2 separate regions of the Homo sapiens genome follow, and region 2 is linked to region 1. The links are chromatin loops, found by intact Hi-C in ENCODE. Cell type or tissue: heart left ventricle. All regions are shown on one strand.

What was found. Hi-C counts contacts between places; a loop is a spot of excess contacts. Peaks named below come from ENCODE experiments on the same cell type or tissue, not always from the same donor. Only the 100,000 strongest peaks of a DNase experiment are listed, where the experiment ranks them.
Region 2: it touches region 1 in a loop (5-fold over the local background); 39 of 110 quality-filtered maps call a loop at or near these places.

The regions. Positions count from the first base shown.
Region 1 is chr22:31,145,546-31,153,545 of GRCh38, reverse strand. No RefSeq gene overlaps it. Among named protein-coding and RNA genes, the nearest start is that of PLA2G3, 9.0 kb to the right of the region's middle. RefSeq lists a silencer at 5,494-5,672. In heart left ventricle, a CTCF peak has its summit at 4,364 (motif pointing right); a DNase peak (open chromatin) is centred at 4,375; H3K27ac peaks cover 966 bases.
Region 2 is chr22:30,760,803-30,768,802 of GRCh38, reverse strand. All of the region lies in intron 2 of OSBP2 (oxysterol binding protein 2), which reads right to left. Among named protein-coding and RNA genes, the nearest start is that of MIR3200, 33 kb to the right of the region's middle. RefSeq lists a silencer at 4,824-4,873. In heart left ventricle, a CTCF peak has its summit at 4,862 (motif pointing left); no DNase peak of the experiment used is centred here.

The DNA of each region.
Region 1 (8,000 bases):
TCTATTCAGTCTTCTACTGGGGCCTGGCCCAGGGCTCTGCCCTTATGGTGGCCCTGCTGGTCAGGGGCAGAGTGAACCAGCCTGACCTTTCAGATTCACGTCTGGTAGTGATAGTATTTTTTGTTTAGATACATAGCCACCAGGTAGTATCTGAGCCATATTCTGGAATCTTCTGAGAGCTAGGTCAGCAGGACTCTATTCTTGGGAATTAGGCCCTTTCCAGAGGATTCTAGTATATTCCTAGCAAAGATGAAGCATGGCCAAAAGTTCAGGAAGCTGGCCAGGCACAGCGGTTCACATCTGTAATATCAACATTTTGGGAGGCCGACAAGGGAGGATTACTTAAGGCTAAGAGTTCAAAACCAGGCTGGGCAATATAGCAAGACCCTGTCTCTACAAAAAAAAATTTAGCTGGGCATGGTGGCATTCATCTGTAGTCCCAGCTACTGAGAAGGCTGAGGTGGGAAGATGGCTTGAGCCCAGGAGCTTCAGGATGCAGTGAGCTATGATCACGCCGCTGCACTTCAGCCTGGGTGACAGAGTGAGACCTTTTCTCTAAAAAAAAAAAAAAAAGTCTGGAAACCAGGGAAAGAAATACTAGTGAAGAGAAGGACAATACAAAAAGGCACTGAGAAATTATGGAATTATGGGATCCTGGGTAGTGTGGAGAGGGAGGGAGGTGGGGCACTCATTGGACAGTGGAGCTGCCTTGCACATCTGGGAGACTGAAGGAAGGGCAGATGTTTGCTCTGGGCCTACTATGTGCCAGGCATTATGGGGAGGTCCTTCCTTTTTTCTTTTTTTCTTTTTTTCTTTTTTTTTTTTGAGACGGGGTCTTACTCTGTCACCCAGGCTGGAGGAGGGCAGTGGTGCGATTTTGGCTCACTGCAGTCTCAACCTCCTCAGGCTCAGGTGCTCCTCCTACCTCAGCCTCCTGAGTAGCTGGAACTGCAGGCATGTGCCACGATGCCCAGCTAATTTTTGTATTTTTTGTAAAGACAGGGTTTTGCCATGTTGTCCAGGCTGGTCTGGAACTTCTGGACTCAAGCAACCTGCCTGCCTTGGCCTCCCAGATTACTGAGGTCATAGATGTGAGCCACTGTGCCTGGCCGGGAGGTCCTTTTCTTTTTTTCTTTTTTTTTTGAGACAGAATCTCACTCTGTCGCCCAGGCTGGAGTGCAGTGGTGCAATCTCTGCTCACTACAACCTCTGCCTCCCGAGTTCAAGCAATTCTCCTGTCTCAGCATCCTGAGTAGTTGGGATTACAGGTGCGCGCCACCACGCCCAGCTAATTATTTTGTATTTTTAGTGGAAACGGGGTTTCACCATGTTGGTCAGGCTGGTCTCAAACTCCTGGAGGTCATTTTCTCATACTTTTCTCAGTGAGTCCTTTTAACAGTTCATTGAGGAAAGAAGTATTTGTGGCCACTTTACAGAGGAGGAAGCTGAAGTTCAGAGAGGTGAGGAAATGTGACCAAGGTCACACAACAAGGAAATAGAGCCAGATTCAGTGCTTCCAAGTCCAGAAGGGTGAACTAGAAGTAGGGCTGCCAGATAAAATACAGGATATGCCCAATTAAATTTGAAGTTCACATAAACATCAAATTTTAAAAAATATAAATATGTCCCAAATATCACCTGGGACATACTTACATTTAAAAATTATTATGCTGGGTGCGGTGGCTTATGCCTGTAATCCCAACAGTTTGGGAAGCCAAGGCAGGAGGATCGCTTGAAGCCAGGAATTTGAGACCAGCTTGGGCCACATAGACCCCATCTCTACTAAAAGTTTTAAAAATTAGCCAGGCGTGGTGGTGCACGCCTATAGTCCCAGTTACTCAGGAGGCAGAAATGGGAGGATCACTTGAGCCCAGGAATTCAAGGCTGCAGTGAGCCATGATTGTGCCACTGCACTCCAGTCTGGGCAACAAAGCAAGATCTTGTCTCAAAAGAAAAAAAAATTACATGTTCTTTATCTGAAATTCAAAATTAACTTGACTTTTCTTTTTTGCTAAATCTTTGGTAGAGGGAATGCCTACACCTTGACGGCATAAAAGGGCAGAGCCTAGGACTGTGGGGTCTGGGAGAGAAGTGAGAGTGACTTCGCGACCCCTTCTCAGGCCTCAAGGAGGAGGCCCAGGCACTAGCACCAAGCCACCAGGGTCTACACAAACCAGGGTCTACACAGCTCCCGGACAGGTGTCTAGAAACTTTCCCAGGATGTAGGGCAATGAACACTTAAAGGGACAAAGGCCCTCAGACTCTCCCCAACCCTGTACCACATTTATTCACCCTCCTCCATACCAAGAAATTACCCTATCCTTTGTCCTCCATGTTCAGACCAAAAACCTGGGAATCATTCTTGTTTCCCCAATGCTACATGTAGAGCTGTGCTATCCGAAACAGTGGTCTTCGGTCTCATGTGGCTGAGTGCTTGAGATGGAATCCAAATTGAAATGCACAATAAGTGTAAATAAAATACACACAGGATATCAAAAACTTGGTACCAAAAAAGGGTGTAAAATGGCTTGTTAATAATTTAAAAATAGTGATTACATATTGAAATAATATTTTACACATCGGATCACATAAAGTGTATTATTAATCTTTTTTTTTGAGACCGGGTCTCACTCTCTCATCCAGACTGGAGTGCAGTGGCAGGATTGATCAAAGTTCATTGCAGCCTGAAGTCCTGGACTCAAAGTGATCCTCCCACCTCAGCCACCAGGGGTGCACCACCAGGTCCAGCTCACAAAATGTCTTATTAAAATTACTTTCACCTCTTTCTTTTATGTTCTCGATGGCTAGAAAATTTCAGATTACATTTGTGGCTAGCATTGGAATTCTGTTGACCAGTGTGGGTGCAGACATGGTCTGATTTGTTCATCTGTAAAATAGGTTTGGAGAGGTGGAGTCATTGGCTCATAGTCATACGCAGCGTCCAACCTTGGCATAGTGGGATGGGAAATCAGGTTATTTTGAACCCTGAGCCCATGGCTACCCGTCAGCCCCCTGGGCTGACATTTGACCTCTTCCAGAATCATATGCCCTCCTGAAACCACAACCAGTCCTCAGTGGAGACCTAAGGTATGCTCGCCCATCCTAGTGTGGGGACTTGGGGGTGGGGGTGGGGGCGGGGGCTTCCTGAATGGGATTGTAACCCCCCACCAAATTCACCTTGCCTGCTGCCTAGACAGAGCCGATTTATCAAGACAGGGGAATTGGAATGGGGAAAGAGTAATTAATGTAGAGCCGGCTGTGGGGGAGACCCGAGTTTTATTGTTACTCAAATCAGTCTTCCAGAGCATTTGGAGATCAGAGTTTTTAAAGATAATTTGTAGGGGCTTAGGAAGTGGGGAGTGCTGATTGGTCAGGTTGGAGATGGAATTATAGGGGGTCGAAGGGAGTTTTTCTTGCTGTCTTCTGTTCCTGGGTGGGATGGCAGAGCTGGTTGAGCCACATTACTTGTCTGGGTAGTGTCAGCTGATCCATCCAGTGCAGGGTCTGCAAAATACCTCAAGCACTGATCTTAGATTTTACAATACTGATGTTATCCCCAGGAGCAATTTGGGGAGGTTCAGACTCTTGGAGCCGGAGGCTGCATGACCCTAAACTGTAATTTCTAATCTTGTAGCTAATCTGTTAGTCTTGCAAAAACAGACTGGTCCCCACCAGGCAAGAAAAGGGTCTTTTTGGAAAAGGGCTATTACCAATTTTGTTTCAGAGTCAAATGATTAACTGAATTCCTTCCCAAAGTTAGTTTGGCCTACGCCCAGGAATGAACAAGGTCAGCTTAAAGGTTAGAAGCAAGATGGAGTCGGTGAGGTCTGATTTCTTTCAGTGTCATGATTTCCTCAGTTATAATTTTTGCAAAGGTGGTTTCAGGATGGCTAAGCCAACATCTGAAGGATGAGTAAGAACAAGCCAGGTAAAGAAGGGGGAAAAGTGTTTTAGGCAAAGGGAACAGCATGTGCAAAGGCTCTTAGAGAGTGTGTTAATTGAGAATATGAATGTAGTTCCGTGTGGTTAGAACAGAGATGTGGGGAGTAGGTGAGGTCAGCTGGGCTCAGATCCTGCAGTGCCCACCAGGCTTCAGCATGAGCCTCTCTGGTCAGAAGACAGATGTAGACAGTGGAGAGAACTGGCTATGTTTGTGTTTTAGAAAGATTGGGCCTGCTACCGTTTGGAGAACCACTGTTCCAAGAGATAAAATTGAGAACCAGAGAAGAAAAGGGCTTGTTCAGGGTCATATAGCGAATCAGAGCCAAGAAGGACTAGGCTAGCAGGCACAACCGACCAGGAAAGGAGCAGACAGCCTTGTTCAGGAGTCTCAAGGAGGCACTGGCATGGGGTGTCCACTAGATGACAGCAGAGGCTGGACCAAACTCCAGGGGCTTCGGGCAGGACCCACCCTGCTTTTCCACAAGCCTTCCTCTTTCCATTTCCCTGGTCTGGGCATCAGAGGGCCTCTTTCCTAACCCTTTTCTCCAGACCCCAGAGCAGCAAGGAGAGCCCTGGGTGTCAGGAGGCTCAGAGACTAGCCCTAGCTCCATTTCCCCTCTGCCATTGACATAGGGCAAATTCAAAGATTAAAAACTGCTTGAGAACTTGAGTCTTTGGCTGTAGAAATAGAAGTGGCATTATTAGTCTACCAGGAGCCACATTCTGTAGTTAGATCTCCTGCTGAGCCTCTTGATCCTCCTTTAATGCTCCCTGTCCACCCACCCTCTTCATTCTATCTTGTGAGTTAGACTCCCAGAGACTGTCAATGGCCCCAAGGCCCAGGCCAGCCCTAAGAGGGAAGGAAGGGATGTGAGCTAAGTTCTCTGAGTTAGAGCCAACACAAACAGCCCAGGTTTAAACCTCAGCCAAGGGGCCTTGTGTAGAACAAAATAGTGGATATGTCGCAGAGCTTTGGGCAAATCTGATCTCCTCCTAGGGCCTCCATTGTGAAATGAGGTGAAGAGTCCCTGGGTGTCTTCACTTCACTCCTGCTGGGCAGGGTTACCAGATATAGTAAACAAAAACACAGGATATGCAGTTAAATTAGAATTTCAGATAACTAAAAAAGTAATTGCAGCCAGGCACAGTGGCTCATGCCTGTAATCCCAGCACTTTGGGAGGCCAAGGCAGGCAGATCACTTGAGGTCAGGAGTTCAAGACCAGCCTGGCCAACATGGTGAAACCCTATCTCTACGAAAAATACAAAAATTAGCTGGGTGTGGTGGCGGGAGCCTGTAATCCAAGCTACTCAGGAGGCTGAGGCAAGACAATCGCTTAAACCCAGGAGGTGGAGATTGCAGTGAGCCGAGATTGTGCCACTGCACTCCAGCCTGGGTAACAGAGCAAACTCCATCTAAAAAATAAAAATAAAAATAAATAATAATAATTGCAATGTTTGGGCATATACTTACATAAAAATTATTTATCGTTTTCTGAAATTCAAATGTAACTAGACTTTTTTTTTTTTATCTGACAACTCTAGTACTGGGACATGGTAGGATGTCAAGTGGTGTTGGAACAGGAGGGGAGTGAATCTTGCACTCAGCATCATTCTATCCCATACCCCAAGGTCCTTTGGGGCTTCATTGTCCAGGTAGGTAGATCTCTCACAGCCCATTCTGCCCCTTGTTTCTACTGGATTTCCCTATAGTTTCTGGCTTACTGTGAGGCATTCCCCTCAGTGAGCTCCTTCCCCAACTCTGATCTTCACTGCACTCCAGGGAAGAAAGAAAAGTAGGCATAAGCATCCCAATCAGTAGAGTGTATAACAGGGATTCAGCCAAAGTAACTGACTTGCCCAAGGCTGCCCAGGAGGGGAAGTGGAGCTAGGGGTTGAACCCAGGGTATAGGGAAGGATCTCCTGGGCTTCTTAGAACCCCACTAGCAGGCTGGAGTCATCTGGGGACATACAAGGAGCCCACATTCTACAGCCTGGTGAACTGAATATCAGGTCAGTCACACCACCATCTTGCCTGGCTTCTGCCCTCAAGTGCCCTCCTTAAATGAAGATCTCATTTGTCAAAGGCTACTGTGTGTCAGTCACTGAGGCACTTTAGTTACACTCACATTAATCCTCATGGCATAAATGTTATTATCTCCGCTTTACCAATGAGGCCCAAAGAGGCAAAAAGACTTGGCTGAGATCACACAGAAAGTGAGAAAAAGTCTAGGTCTCAAATTTGGGTCTGATCTGGGCTTATTCCATCCTACCATACTGCCTTCCCTACACCAATGGTGTTAGATACACCTGGAGTTTTTAGGTGGAAGACTAATCTGCAAACAATAACAGTTTTGTTTCTTCCTTTCCAAACTTGACAATTTGTATTTTTTTCTTGTCTTATTGCATTGGCTGGGACTTTTAGTAGCATTAATAGTAGGTACCCATGATGTGTTCCTGATTTTAATAGAATGTTTCTATGTTAGTTACCTATTGCTGTGTTAAAAAAAATTAGCATCTCAAACAAACATTTATTAACTCACAGTTTCTGAAGGTTAGGAATTCAAGAGTAGCTCAGTTGAATAGTTCTGGCTCAGAATGCATGAGGTTACAGTGATGACATCAGCCACATTTCTCCAAAGAAAATACAGGTCGAGCATCCCTAATCCAAAAATACAAAATCCAAAATGCTCCAAAATCCAAAAGTTTTTGAGTGCTAACATGATGCTCAAAAGAAATGCTTGTTGGAGCATTTAAGATTTTGGGTTTTCTGATTAGAGATGCCCAGCTGGTTAAGTATAATGCAAATATTCCAAAATCTGAAAAAAACCCAAATCTGAACACTTCTGGTCCCAAACATTTCAGATAAGGGATACTCAACATGTATATAAATGGCCAATAAGCACATGAAAAGATGCTCAATATCATTAGTCATCAGGGAAATGCAAATCAAAATCACAATGAGATACCACTTCACAATAGGACAGCTATAAAGACAGACAATAACTAATGTTGGCAAGGATGTGGTGAAATCAGAACTTTCATACACTGCAGTTAAGAATGTAAAATAGTGGCTGGGCGCGGTGGCTCACGCCTGTAATCCCAGCACTTTGGGAGGCCGAGGCGGGCGGATCACAAGGTCAGGAGATCGAGGCCATCTTGGCTAACACGGTGAAACCCCGTCTCTACTAAAAATACAAAAAATTAGCCGGGCGCGGTGGCGGGTGCCTGTAGTCCCAGCTACTCGGGAGGCTGAGGCAGGAGAATGGCGTGAACCTGGGAGGCGGAGCTTGCAGTGAGCCGAGATTGCGCCACTGCAATCCGGCCTGGGCTAAACAGCGGGACTCCGTCTCAAAAAAAAAAAAAAAAAAAAAAAAAAAAGAATGTAAAATAGTGCAGTCACTGTGGGTGCAGCGCACCAGCATGGCACATGTATACATATGTAACTAACCTGTACATTGTGCACATGTACCCTAAAACTTAAAGTATAATAATAATAAATTAAAAAAAAATAGTGCAGTCACTTTGAAAATCAGCCTGGCAGTTCCTCAAAATGTTAAATATAGAGTTAGCATATGACCCAGCAATTTCACTCCTAGGTATATACCCAAGAGAAATAAAATCATACGTCCATGGCCAGGCGTGGCAGCTCATGCCTGTAATCCCAGCACTTTGGGAGGCTGAAGCAGGTGAATCATGAGGTCAGGAATTCAAGACCAGCCTGGCCAATGTGATGAAACCCCATCTCTACTAAAAATACAAAAATTAGTCAGGCGTGGTGGCGCACGCCTGTAATCCCAGCTACTTGGGAGGATGAAGCAGGAGAATTGCTTGAACTCGGGAGGTGGAGGTTGCGGTGAGCCGAGATCATGCCACTGCACTCCAGCCTGGGTGACAGAGCAAGACTGCATCTCAAAAAAAAAAAAAAATTAAAATAGTATGTCCAAAAACTTGCACATGAATGTTCATAGTAGCATTATTCATAATAGCCAAAAAATGGAAGCAACCCAAACGTCCACCAGCTGATGAATGGAAAAGCAAAATGTGGTATATCCATACA
Region 2 (8,000 bases), 380 kb after region 1:
ATTATGCCCTCTAGTTACAAAGGAAACAATTAGCAATCAAGGTAATTGCCCTAGCAGGAAAATGATGCTTAAACTACCTTAATGGCAATAATGCTCTTGGTTTTTGTTTTTGTTTTTTTTTTTGAGATGGAGTTTCTCGCTCTTGTCCCCCAGGCTGGAGTGCAATGGTGTGATCTTGGCTCACTGCAATCTGGGCCTCCCGGGTTCAAGCGATTCTCCTGCCTCAGCCTCCCGAGTAGGTGGGACTACAGGCATATGCCACCATGCCCAGATAACTTTTATAGTTTTAGTAGAGACGGGGTTTCGCCATGTTGATCAGGCTGGTCTCAAACTCCTGACCTCAGGTGATCTGCCCGCCTCGGCCTCCCAAAGTGCTAGGATTATAGGTATGAGCCACCATGCCTGGCCACAGGAATGTTTTAAACTAGACAACCACTTTTGTTATGCTCTGACCTCTTCATAAGAAGAACCCCCACCCCCAGAGGCGTATTACATAACGCCTACTTCTCTACTGAAATAAGGTGGCCACTTCTGGGCTGGCTCCTGGGCTTGGGTGGCAGGCTAAAGTCCCATGAGGAGGGGCTCAGAACAAATGCTGTCACCCCCAGGGTGAAAATCCAACTCAGTTTCTCTGAGAACTGAACACCAATCTCCTTTGAGCTCTGCACATGCATTCAAACTCACGAGTGACCCATTCACCCTGGGCCTCTTTCAGTTAGCACTGATTTATACAGGTCTCTCAGGGGTAAGCCGCAGCCATCTGTATGGGTCATAGGGTCACATCTAAATCCAAATTGTTCACACCTCCTAAAGAATAAGACCATCATTTTCCTATGCTACTTTCTGGTGGCTCCTTCTTCTCCTAATGTGGATACCTGGGAACTGACTGTGCTCTCACTAGCAACTCCCCAACCCACGCCCCTCACCCTTTACCCTGCAGGGCCCGTGATGAGGCCAAGGGTCAGAAGACACATCTTGCCAACGCCCAGCCCTCCTTCCTTGAGAAGGGCCCGGATCCTCTCCCAACTGAGAGCTGTTAACCTCTCTTTGGTTTCTCTGAACTGAACAGAGCCCAGCTTGGCTGCTGGAAGCACATGTGCGGCCCCTTTCTCAGCCCTCTGCATTCCCTTTTCTACTTCCTGCAAACTCTCTAAGACAGGGAGAGGACTGGCTCCTTTAAATAAACTTCATTCCAACCCACTGTTAATTTGTTAGATATGATCATAGCACTTTGGTTATGTTAAAAAAAAAAAAAAAGGAATTCTGATCTTTTAAAGATACATCCAGACATGTTAACAAATGGGATGCTATGACCTCTGCAATGGGCTTCAAAATGATAGAGACAGAGGAAGAGGATGGAGGCATAGAGACAAGGCTGGCCATGAGCTGGTAGCTGGTAACTGTGGCATCTGGGTGACAGGTATGTGACGATTCCTGAGAGTCTTCTGTTCACTTCTGTTTATTTTGTATAACAACATTTTTTTTTTTTAAGAGAGAGAAAGTCTTGCTCTGTTGCCCAGGCTGGAGTGCAGTGGCGTGACCTTAGCTCACTGAAACCTTTGCCTCCCAGGCTCAAGCAATTCTCCTGGCTCAGCCTCCAGAGTGCCTGGGATTTCAGGTGCGTGCCACAACGCCCGGCTAATTTTTTTTTTTTTTTTTTTTTTGTATTTTTAGTAGAGATGGGATTTCACCGTGTTGGCCAGGCTGATAACAACAGTTAAAAAAAAAAAAAATTAAATCCCATCCCAGAGCTTTTTTTGTAGCATCCTTAAGCCCAACTGTTCTGAGGTTTTTACCTGCACCTCTGTCAATCAACACGTTTACGGAGCAGCAACTATATCCAAGGTGCTGCTAAAGCTGCAAAGAGTGAGCCACTTGGCCCTGACTGCAGTGCGCCCTCAGGATGCACCTCTGTCCTTGACCTGCAGAGTCCTGTCCTCTATTTTATCACAATCCCCCAAAACCTCATTTCCCAGACTGAGCACTGGTTTTTCTCTCTCCCAAAACCAAGATGGGCAGTCAGGTACTCCCCTTCCTGGCCATATGGAAGAGACTGAGTCTAGCTTCCTGTCCCGGCGTCATGGAGGGGAAACATGGACTCCCTCGCTCCTCCCTCAGTCTCACTGGATGAAATGGCCCAGGTGTGAGTCAGGGCAGAGAAGAGTTTGAAGGGAAGAGAGTCTGACCATCTGCTTTTTGGAGGGTTTAGGTGAGGTCAACCAGGCCAAGAGCGTGGAGGGAGGCACTGGCACTACACGGGCTCCAGGCCTGAATGCCTGGACACTGCCAAATGCAAAGGGCTCAAAACTTCAAGAGCACAGAGGCAAGACGACAACTAAAAACCCTATGAACTAGCCTAGATATGTTTATTTGTTCAAAAAGCTGTGTGGTATTATTGGGAAAGCCTAAAGTCATAGCCAGGGAGGAAGGAATTTGCACCTTGAGCTGCTGAGAGATCAAGGAGGCATGGCTGTCCCGCCAGGTACCATTCAATGTTCATTCCAGGCCACCAGAGAAACAGAAACTAGTCCCTTCCATGAGCCATACCCTTCACTACTACCAGTTTTTTGTTTTTGTTTTTAGAGAAAGGGTCTTGCTCTGTCACCCAGGCATGATCATAGTTCACTGAAGCCTTGACCTCCTGGGCTCAAGTGATCGCCCCACCTCAGTCTCTTGAGTAGGTAGGACTATAGGTGTGTGCTACCACACCCAGTTACTATTATTACTTTTTTTGAAAGATGGGGTCTTGATATGTTGCCCAGGCTGCTCTCCACTCCTGGCCTCAAGCGATCCTCCCACTACAGCCTCCCAAAATGCTGGGATTACAGGCATGAACTGCCATGCCTGGCTCCACTATCAGTTTTAATGACCAATAATTCACGCTTATATTCCATTTTCTCAGTTGGGGTGAGAACCATGAAGAGAAAGTCTCTGATGAAGAAAGGGTATAGCACTCCTGATATAGACAGAAGTGGTTTTCTTAGGTAGAGAGAGGGGCTGCACCTAGGCCTAGAAGGCAGGGGCCAAAAACTCAGATACAATGCACTTGATGAACAATAAGGCCCTACACCATCACTTTTGTCTTCCTGGATCCAGCACATTAAATAAATATGTGGAGTAAAGCTGAATTAAACCTCCCTCCAAGAAAAACATGGAATTTGGAGATGGGGGAAGAGAGATAGCAGCAATAAGCAATCCAGGGAGTCTGACAGAGCGGACTGTGCTTCTCAAAGTGAGAAGCTTGGAGGGCTGGCAGGAGCCCTGTGTAGAATGTTTATTATAAAAATGGGGGAAGGTAGGGAGTGGTTGCTCACGCCTGTAATTCTAGCAGTTTGGGAGGCGGAGGTGGGCAGATCACTTGAGGTCAGGAGTTCAAGACCAGCCTGGACAACATGGTGAAACCCATCTCTACTAAAAACACAAAAATTAGCCAGGCATGGTGGCACAAGCCTGTAATCCCAGCTACTGGGGAGGCTGAGGCAGGAGAATCGTCTGAACCCGGGAGGTGGAGGTTGCAGTGAGCTGAGATCGTACCACTGCACTCCAGCCTGGGCAACAGAGCAAGACTCCATTTCAAAAATAAATAAATAAAAATAAAAAATAAAAATGGGGGAGGGCCGGGTGTCTCACACCTGTAATCCAGCACTTTGGGAGGCCGAGGCAGGAAAATTGCCTGAGCCCAGCAGTTTGAGACCAGCATGGGCAACACGGTGAGGCCCTGTCTCTATAAAAAAAATTTAAATTAAATTAAAACAAATAAAAATTAAAATGGGGGTCCCTAGGTGCCATATGACCATCGGATCTGAATCTCAGTGGTCCTGCCCTAGGAATCTGCAGTTTTAACATGCTCCCCCAGGAAGACTTCATGTCCCTCAAAGTAAGAGAGAAGTTATTCAGTTTTCTTTTCTTGTGTTGTTTAATCCATACCAGTCAAATTTTCACTCAAGTGAGTTCATAAGAGAGTTCTTTATACTGTCTGGCCAGCTGGGAGGATGGGGCTTCTCTCCTCCTCAGGACTGAGGGGTCTGAGGGTCAATAGCTTGAATGCACCTATATTTTCCCTTTGTTCTAAGGAGAGCATAACCCTGTTCCCATCCATCTTCTTAGGGAGTGAGGACAGAGGCAGTGGCCACAGAAGAACCTGGATCAGTATCTGCAGGCATTCTCCAAGCCCTAAGGAATGTCTCCCCCAACAAGTAAGAAACACTGTGCTTTGTGAAGTCATTCCTTCAAACGGGAAGAGAGGACTGTTAAGTGGACCAAGCCCACTTGCATCCCCAGGCACACAGGCAGCAGGGTTCCCGAGAGCTGTTTACAGAGCCAGAACAACGCCACACTCCCTGGGAATTTATTTCCACCTCAGTGGGATCACACCCAACAGGAACAGGAGGAAATTCTTCCAAGTCCTACCTGTTAGAGGATTTTCATTTTGGAGCAATAGGGTGGCAGGCTGTCCAGGTATTCTTTAGGGCCAGCCTCTAGGGCCACCAGCCACCCAACCCCCTCCTCATCCCCGCCCACCCCACTCTACTGCCTGCTCTAGTTGCTCTAAGGGCAGAGCCTGGGCTGCCTGGGATAATTCCAAGTGCTGGGCTGTGATATCAGAATAGAGTTATGACATCAATGGAGGGTAGGCGAGCCTAGGGGAGGCGAGAACCGGGGAGCCCCTGAGGCGCTAGGCTAGCCCCCCAGAAGTGAAGGCCCAAGAGGGAGGTGGCCAGCTCTGTATCGGTTTCTTACAAACCTGAACATCAGAAAATGACTCACAGGTACGGAGAGATTTGTTGCAAGCCAGCCAACCTGCTGGTGCTTCCCTAGACACTGAGTTACAGAAAAGAAAGCGAACAAGCCATCTTCTAGCGCCCCCCTGTGTCAAGTAAAAGGATACTATCTCTTTTCTGACTTGGAGGTTTGCCTTTGGACCAGGGAGTTGGGAGCAGAGACCCCAAGTGGGCTGGGGGTCAAGGTCCCCCAGGATAGGGTTAAATGCTCGTAGATAAAATGCAGGATGCCCAGTTACATTTGAATTTCAGACACACAATAAATAAATTTTAGTATATAGACTGCCCAAATATTGCATGAGACATCCTTATACTAAAATATTATTCGTTTTGTATTTGAAGCTCAAATTAAACTGGGTGACCTGTGGGTTTTTTTTTTTTTTTCTGTCACTCTGTTGCCCAGGCTGGAGAGCAGTGGCTCAATCTCGGCTCACTGCAACCTCCACCTCCTGGGTTCAAGCAATTCTCCTGCCTCAGCCTCCCAAGTAGCTGGGATTAGAGGCATGCACCACCACACCTGGATAATTTTTGTATTTTCAGTAGAAACAGGTTTCACCATGTTGGCCAGGCTGGTCTTGAACTTCTGACCTCAAGTGATCTGTCCACTTCAGCCTCCCAAAGTGTTGGGATTACAGGCGTAAGCCACTGCACCCGGCCAACCTGTGTTTGTATATTTTGAATCTGCCAATCCCACTCAAGGAGCTTTTGAAAAAAAATACAAATACCCTCTGCACCCAAAAGTCATTCTCATTCTGTTTTAGCAGGGCAGGGGACTTCTTGGGAACCTGTATTATTTTAAAGCTGCGAAAGTGACTATCAATAACTGCAGCTTACTTTAGTCGAGTGTTTGCCAAGCCGTGTGCCAAGATCTCTTCACACATTATCTAAACTAATCCTCACAGCACCTCTAAGAGTTGGTTCTATCATGAAACCCATTTTACAAAGGAGAGAAATGATGCAAAAGACGGCAAGCAACTTGTCCAAGGTCACACAGTGGGTAAGTGTGGGAGCCACGATTTGAACCCAGGCAGGCTGGCTCCAGCATCTCTGCTTCCACTGACTTAGAAATCTTTGATTGAAGGGACCCTGGGAAGCACAGAATTGAAGCTTCTAGGGGACTGACAAGCGGGGACTCTGAGGCTCTAGGAAGCCCATGCTCAGACTAACTGCTACGCTACCATGCTCGAGGGGCTGAGCCAAGGAGCAAACACCTGGGAGCAAACATCTGGCCCAGGCAGGAGGCTGGCTCAGAGAAGGCTTTCCTGAATGGCCTCTCCCTGGAGGGTAAACAGACTTGAGGAAAATAGGGTGTGGGAAGGGGCTGGATACTAGGGAACAGACCTTGCCAACAAGAGGTACAGCATTCACGCTGGCTGGCAGCAAGATGGTGTGCCAGTGAAGACAGCAGAAGCTGGATGGGTCTAGAGCGCAAGAGGAGCCAGAGAAGAGACATAAATCAAAATTGCATTTTTTTTTTTTGGAGACGGAGTCTTGCTCTGTTGCCCAGGCTGGAGTGCAGTGGTGCAATCTCAGCTCACTGCAAGCTCTGCCTCCTGGGTTCACCCCCTGCCTCAGCCTCCCGAGTAGCTGGGACTACAGGCGCCCGCCACCACGCCCGGCTAATTTTTTGTATTTTCAGTGGAGACAGGGTTACACCGTGTTAGCCAGGATGTCTCGATCTCCTGACCTCGTGGTCCACCCGCCTTGGCCTCCCAAAGTGCTGAGATTACAGGCGTGAGCCACCGCGCCCGGCCCAAAATTGCATTTTATTTTTATTTTATTTTTTATTTTTTATTTTTTGAGATGGAGTCTCACTCTGTCACCCAGGCTGGAGTGCAGTAGTGTAATCTCGGTTCACTGAAACCTCTGCTTCCCAGGTTCAAATGATTCTCTCCTGACTCAGCCTCCAAATAGCTGAGACTACAGTTGCACACCACTATGCCTGGCTAATATTTCTATTTTGGGTAGAGATGGAGTTTCGCCATATCGCCCAGGCTGGTCTCGAACTCCTGGGCTCAAGTGATCCACCCGCCTCGGCCTCCCAAACTGCTGGGAGTATTATAGTTGTATGGTTTACATTTTGAGTTAAATTTTATATAAATAAGAAGTATAAATCAAGATTCATTTTATTGCATATGGATGTCCAATTGTTCCAACACTACTTGTTGAAAAGACTAACCTTTCTCAATTAAATTGTTTCTGCACCTCTGTCAAAAGCCATCTGACCATATTTGTCTGGGCCCATTTCTGGACTCTCCATTCTGTTCCATTAATGTATATGTCTATCTCATTAATCTATATAGTGTTTGCCAACATCACACTGTCTTGTTTCTTTATGATAAGTCTTAAAATTGAGTAATTACTCCACCTTTATTCTTCTTTTTCAAAGTTGCTTTAGCTAGTCTAATTTCTTTATCTTTTCATATAAATGTATAATAAGTTTGTCTATGCTGAGAAAATGTCCTGCTGGGATTTTTTTTGGAATTGCATTCAAGCTACTGATCAGTCAAGGGAAAACTGACGTCTTTACTCTCTTGAATCTTCTGATCCATGAGCATTGTATGTCTCTCCATTTATTTTGGTCTTCTATTTCATCAGTATTTAACACTATTTACATATAGATACTATATTTGTTTTGTTATAATTATATCTAAGTATTTCATGGGGTCATTGTAAGTGATTTTTAAAAATTTTTTGTTACCAATTGTTCATTGCTAATACACAGAAATATGACTGGCCTTTATGTACTGACCTTGTATTCTGTGACCTTGTTAAACTCACTCTAAAAATATTTTTGTAGATTTCCTGGGATTTTTCTACACAGCCATCATGTCGCTTGCAAATAGGGATAGCTCTGTTTCTTTCTTCCCAATCTGAGTGCCTTTGACTTCTTTTTTCTTGCATTATAATACTGGCTAGTATTAGGATGAATATGAGGGGTGAGCATGGACATCCTTGACTTTACTGATCCTAGGCGGAAAGTAAAGCATTCAGTCTTCTATCACTACATATGATGTCAGTTTCTTGAAGATGCCCTTAATCAGGTGGAGGAGTCTCCTAGTTTGCTGAGAGTTTTTACCATGAATAATGTTAAATTTTGTCAAATGCCTTTTTCTGTATCAATTGATATTATAATGTAGTTTTTCTTAGATTGTTAATATTATGATTCCATTTATATTGATTTTCTTTTTTTTTTCTTTTTTTGAGACAGAGTCTTGC